Linked DNA regions of Mus musculus: region 1 is linked to region 2. A link is a loop called in an ENCODE intact Hi-C map of the cell type or tissue named here. Cell type or tissue: gastrocnemius. All regions are shown on one strand. Each heading gives the region's core, and the rest is flanking DNA. Links, peaks and the distances in the headings are about the cores only. Region 1 holds the start of Zfand6 (zinc finger, AN1-type domain 6). Region 2 holds the start of Mesd (mesoderm development LRP chaperone).

Region 1 (2,905 bases), core at 86-2,585, 800 kb after region 2:
CTTTGTGATATAACTCATATTGTGAGTTTTGACATTAACACAGGAAAGTATGGCTGCAGTCAAAACAGCAATCAAGCCTGAAATTTTCCTATCTGTGCCTATTACCCCTCTTACATGTTTGTCTCCCCGCCCCACCCCACCCCCACCCCGAGACAGGGTTTCTCTGTGTAGCCCTGGCTGTCCTGGAACTCACTGTGTAGAACAGGCTGGAATCCGCCTGCCTCTGCCTCCCAAGTGCTGGGATTAAAGGCGTGCGCCACCACGCCCGGCTTACGTGTTTTTTAAATGTTAAAAAAAAAAAAAAAAAAAGGAAAAAGGAAAAATTAAGACAATGTCTTTTCTCCATTTAAATGTTCATGGTTTACCAAAAAATTGTCCCCGCAGGCCTGGAAATAATACATAAAACAGCAATTGCCATAAAATACTTCATAAATAATCTCAAAAGCCTACGTGGCATTTTAATTAGGAAAAGGATAAATTTCGAATATAGTTTGAAAGTGACGTTTAATTTCGGTTTTCGGAACCACTAGGTGCTGACTACCAAGCTAGTTAGCATGCACGGCTTGGAGGTGACCCCAAGGCCCCAGTTCCCACAAACGCCTGACAATTCTGGATGATGATGGCAAATCACTGAGTTCTGATAGAGTTAGATTGACTTCAGACGCCACACTCCGTGTAGCTTGTTTACGCATCCAACAGTGAGAAACTTGAAAACGCTCTCAGAGGAGCAGAGAGCTTGGAATCCCGGAGACTCCCTCTGAGCCTTCTCTAGCCTCAGCCTACCAAAGGGACGTGAGGACGCTGCCCGGCGTGCGGCAGCTGCTCCGGACTGGCCCCAGGCGCGCCCACCCCGACCCCGAGCTCAGCGCGCGCCCGGGGAGCCCGGGACCGCGCCCCACCGGGACCGCGCCCTCCGCTCGCCACTGCGAGGCCACCTGCTGCGCCGCCCGCCGCTTCCGGCTCCCAGGCCGCCCGGAGGCTGCGCCCACCGCTGCCCGCACTCCTCACCTGGCGGCGGCCCTCTCCGCCGGACGCGCTGCCGCCGCCGCCTCTCGCCGCCGCTGAGAGTGAGGACAGGTGAGGCCGCCAAACCCCCACTCGCTCCCGGCCCGCCGCCGCCGGCCCTCCGTCCGCTGTTTATTAAACTTTTCTGTTTGGCTGCTCGGCCTGTGACGCGGCCTCAAGGGAGCGCCCGCGATTGGCTCTCAACGCGCGCTGACGCGGCAGTCCCAGCCCGCTGCCTAATTATGACCGGCCCGGGCGGGGCCGCGGGCCGGAGGCGGCGTGGGGGCGGGGCCGGATCTCGGAGAGTGCTATTATTGGTCAAGGCATTTGAGGGGCGTGGCACAGAGGCGCTGCTTTTCTCTCGGCCACGCCCCTGCCTCGGCCAGGTCAGCGGGCTAGGTTAGCTTTTTGATGTTGCCTCAGGAGCAAGAGGGCTCTGGTGCAGACTTGGGGGACGGCGAGGGGATGGGGTGTCTGATGACGTAGCTCCGGGCTCTGCATCCTCCCAGGGATAGACTACCCTTGTCTAGAGCTGGTGTTCCACCTGCGTAGTTTGAGAGACGACATAGATTGAGATTCTGTTGCCCAGGCCCCTAGAAGACCAGGAGGGCCAGCCCAAAGTGCCAGGTCTGAACTCTGCCCTGTCCTGAACCACGATTTACAGAGAGCGAGACCTGAGGCGTGTGTGCTCGCTTGTGTAATACACACCTACACGCCTGGACTCGGGAAGCCCCCTGGACCTTCTCGCGGAAGCGGTAGATTCTAGTCCAGCAGCCCTGCACAGGTTGTGCGGGAGAAGTGGGGGACAGCTCTCCTGAGATTTCCCCAGCCCAAACAGGATTGCCTAGAGTCCTGTCTTTATTTGAAATTATGTTATTTTGTTAGTCTTGGGGTTGTGCCTTTTGGTGTTTTACAATGTTTATCTTTGTCACTGTGCTCTCTTTACCTATTTCCCTGAAATTTCTGCCCTATTTTTACAGTAATAGGGGCTCATGGTCACAAGGTTGAGATACGGCTAACCATGTGTGGTTTGGGCTGCTTTCTGTAATCCTGTAGAATAAGGAGGAGACAGAATAGAGGACATGGTGGAGGTCAGGTAGAATTCTTTGAAGAAAAGGTGGCATTTGAAAAATTCTTATGACTTCATGGAAAACGAAAGGAAGTGTTCCTGAAGAGGGCTTGGGAGAAACACACAATGCTCTTGTGAGGTGACAGACAAGTTTCTGGGGCAGGATATTCTAAAATAAATCACCAAAGCTAAGCCTGGCCAGCCACCGTGGCCCAGGCCTTTATACTTTCAGCATGGAGAGGCAAAGAAAAATATACCTCTGTGAGTACTAGGTCAGCCTGGTGGATATAGCAAGTTCCAGGGTGACCAGAGCTAAGTAGTGAAACCCAGGGCCAAATAAAATAAAGCTAAGCCTGCTGTTCGAAACCAGAGCAGAACAGAAGGTCCCTACCCAGGGCCTAAGGGTGTTTTTGAGGCACATTCAACCCATTCAAAATTTATATTTAAGGTTGGAGTAATGATTCAGCAGTTAAGAGCACTTACTGCTCTTGTAGTGGTCTTAGGTTGGGTTCCCAGCATCTGCGTGGTGGCTCACAACTGTCAAAACACTCATACACTTGAAAATAAATCTTTAAAGCCAGGTGTGGAGACTCACACCTTTAAACTCAATACTAGGGAGGCAGAGGCAGGTTGATCTCTGTGAGTTCAAGGCCCATCTGATCTACATAGTGAGTTTCCAGACAGGCAAGGCTATGTACAAAACCAAAACCAAAACAACAACAACAACAACAACAACAACACACACACACACACACACACACACTTAGAAACATGGGCTAAAACATCGAGAGGATTTTGCCCAAGAAGATGATCTGTAATAGGGGAGACAAG
Region 2 (2,905 bases), core at 299-2,798:
AGTATGCTGATATAAACATTGAAAACCCATTCTTGAGATACATTTGTAAATATAGAAATAAATTGTATGCATTATGTGGCACTTTGGGGTCAGTACTTAAGGTATAGTTTTTGAATATTTTCCAACTACACCAAGGTTTCATGTCTTATGATATAATTTGAAATTTTAAAGAAATCAGATCTGCCACTTAAAGCTTAGGAAACTTTAAAGTATCTCTGACCCCAAGTATTTTAATTTTGAAGATCTTAGTGGTCAAAATCTTGTAAAATAGAAAATAAAATTAGGGTGGTTTTGTCCTATAGGTTAAAGCCACAGTGGTAGATGAAAATCAGAAGAGACAGGAACTATTTTAAACAATAAAAATGGTTATCAATTAAATGGGTTTTTTTTTCCAGTTTAATTGACAGTGATATTGAAAGAATGGTGGGTCGAAAATCATCCGTGGAGCAGAATAACAATAGACCCTATAATTACAGTCTTCGAGAAAAGTTGCCCTAGCTGTCCTTAGCTTTTCAGCAGGCGGTTTGTTCTTGCTAGAAATTACTAGGGAGCGTAGTTGAATGTCAACACCCTGAAAAGGGCCTCAGGGTCAAGGTAGTTTGCATATCTTCCAACTCATTCATTTCATAGGCTTCGAGGACTCTGTCACTGAAACCCTGAGGGAACTTTCAGACCCTGGCTAGAGAATGAGAGACAAAAGGGCTGACTTCTAACAAAACCCCCAAATAGTGGAGAAAGCACAGTTGGGCAGGACCCAGCTAGAGTAGATTGTTTGGCCAGGCCAAGGGGCGGAGCTCGCGGGGCGGAGCCTGGCAAGGGGAGGAACCAGGAGGAAGAACCCTTGGTCCCCAGCCAGGTGAGCTCCCAGAGCTATGGGGCGGAGTCTGGTGAGGAGGCGGTACCCTAGGGGCGGAGTCAGGAGACCGTGGCTGAGGGGTGGAGTCAAGTGGTGAAAGGCTCGATGACGGGGAGGAGCCTGAGGTTGGGAGCCCCAAGGGAATGCAGTTGTGGGCGGAGCCAAGGGGGTCGGAGCTACCGGATGAGGTCCGGACAGGAGGAACCAGAACGAGGCGGGGTGCGGTAGGCTACGGACTCCTCGGAGGCGGAGCCATTGGGACTTGAGTCCGCGAGGGTGGGACGGGGTCAAGTACTGGGTTTAGTTCTGCGCAGAACACGCTTAGGGACTGGATTGGAAGGCCGGGGGCGGGGTGGGGGCGAGGCCCCGGCGTCCGGACTCCGCACGCTGTCTGCGCAGGCTCATTGTGCCTTACGCTGGGCAGTCCGTTACGCTAGGCTGCTAACATGGCTGCCTCCAGGTGGCTGCGCGCGGTTCTACTGTTTCTGTGTGCCTCGGACCTTCTGTTGCTCCCTCCTCCTAATGCCTACGCGGCGGACACTCCGGGCGAGGCCACCCCACCTCCACGGAAAAAGAAGGACATCCGCGATTACAACGATGCCGACATGGCGCGACTTCTGGAGCAGTGGGAGGTCTGTGTCGCCTGCACACTTCTGAGCATCTCCCATACAGATCCCTTTTCTCCTAACCCTTACCCTCTCGGACATTTGACCTTCTGACTTTTGTCCCCTGATCCCGCTCGCTGCCCTCTGAGGGTCTTTCTTGAAATGTCTCCCAGTACCCGTTGACTCCCGCGTCTCTCTTCATTCCACCACGGCTCAGGCCTCTCGCCCAGTGTCTTTCGCTATCATGGCTCCTCAGCCACTCCAGTCAGCACTTGGACTCTCACCAGTCAAGCCCTACTTTCCTTGCTATGTCGCAGGGGTCTCTACATTGATCTTGGTGGTTTGTGAGCCGCGAACAGGGAGCGAGCGCTCCTGAAGAGCATTCCCTCCTTCCTCCTCCTGTTCTGGAGTGAATGGGTTCTAAAGGTGGTCTCTCAACTTTTTTTTAGCTTTGATAGAGATCTTTCCAAATATAGAGGGTTTCCGACTTCTTTTGGTGTATATTCCTGCTGGGGCTTTTGTAATTTCTTGGGTGGGTTTATTTTACTGGTAAAGGGAACTAAGGCATATCTCATATGCAACTCAGGTTTTTCATTGATGGGAGTAGTGGACTTGTTTTGTGAGAGGCCGAATTCTGGTCTGTTACTTGATTGCATTTGGGGTATGCAAAAGGTTCTAAGGAGGGATTCCTGATCAAAAGTACACTGCAGCCCTTGATTGTACTGTCGTATTTGATTGGCACAGCTGATGGAAAGGAATCACACACATAGCTATATTCACTGTGTAAGGTTCTCTGCCAGAGAACTTTTCAGAGTTTGTTTCCAATGCTGATTTTTTTTTTAACTTGTGGCTAACTATATTGTTGGAAGGAGGTAAGACTTTTGGGCATACATTTAAAATATCCACCTGTTGGATTTGACTTAAAAAGGGGGGACTCCTGTTGTTGTTCTCTGTACCCAACAGAAGAATTGGAGTAGTGGGGCCATGGTAGTGCAAGGTTGTAATTCCAGCACTTAAGAGACTAGTGGAGGAGGCTAGCCTTAGTTAAACCTGGGCTACATAGTAAATTTCAAACTGGTTTGGGCTCCACTGTGAGATTCTGGAAAGAAAATTTGGAGTAGATTTGAGTGGGTATGACTCCTTTCAATTTCCAACTGTCCTTTTTGGACTCTAGTAAATAATGCCTTTTAACCTGCTAAAGTGAACCTTGCCTTGTGAGAGGCCTAGCCATGGACAGTGCTCAGACCCCGAGGAAGAGGAGGTCACAGAGATGAGCAAGACATCTGTCAGAACAAGGGGGTAGGAAATAACCCTCGTAAACAGAAACAGAAATGGTTGGATCTTATAAAGAGGAAGTGTTGTGTGGGAATGTCAGAGGGCAACAGGGAGCAGGTTTGATTTTAGACAGGACAGGAGAGTATTCTAGTCTATTAGAGAGATGTGT

What was found. Hi-C counts contacts between places; a loop is a spot of excess contacts. Peaks named below come from ENCODE experiments on the same cell type or tissue, not always from the same donor. Only the 100,000 strongest peaks of a DNase experiment are listed, where the experiment ranks them.
Region 1: it touches region 2 in a loop (7-fold over the local background); 4 of 42 quality-filtered maps call a loop at or near these places.

Annotation. Positions count from the first base shown.
Region 1 is chr7:84,688,738-84,691,642 of GRCm38, forward strand. It overlaps Zfand6 (zinc finger, AN1-type domain 6), which reads right to left and starts at 1,220. Exons shown (of 7, transcript NM_001360578.1): 1 at 1,009-1,220. 2610206C17Rik (RIKEN cDNA 2610206C17 gene) reads left to right here and starts at 903. Exons shown (of 5, transcript NR_038175.1): 1 at 903-1,077. In gastrocnemius, for the core only: no CTCF peak of the experiment used is centred there; a DNase peak (open chromatin) is centred at 1,254; H3K4me3 peaks cover 1,834 bases; H3K27ac peaks cover 1,893 bases.
Region 2 is chr7:83,890,988-83,893,892 of GRCm38, forward strand. It overlaps Mesd (mesoderm development LRP chaperone), which reads left to right and starts at 1,279. Exons shown (of 3, transcript NM_023403.4): 1 at 1,279-1,488. The coding sequence starts at 1,303. In gastrocnemius, for the core only: a CTCF peak has its summit at 1,315; a DNase peak (open chromatin) is centred at 968; H3K4me3 peaks cover 2,321 bases; H3K27ac peaks cover 1,805 bases.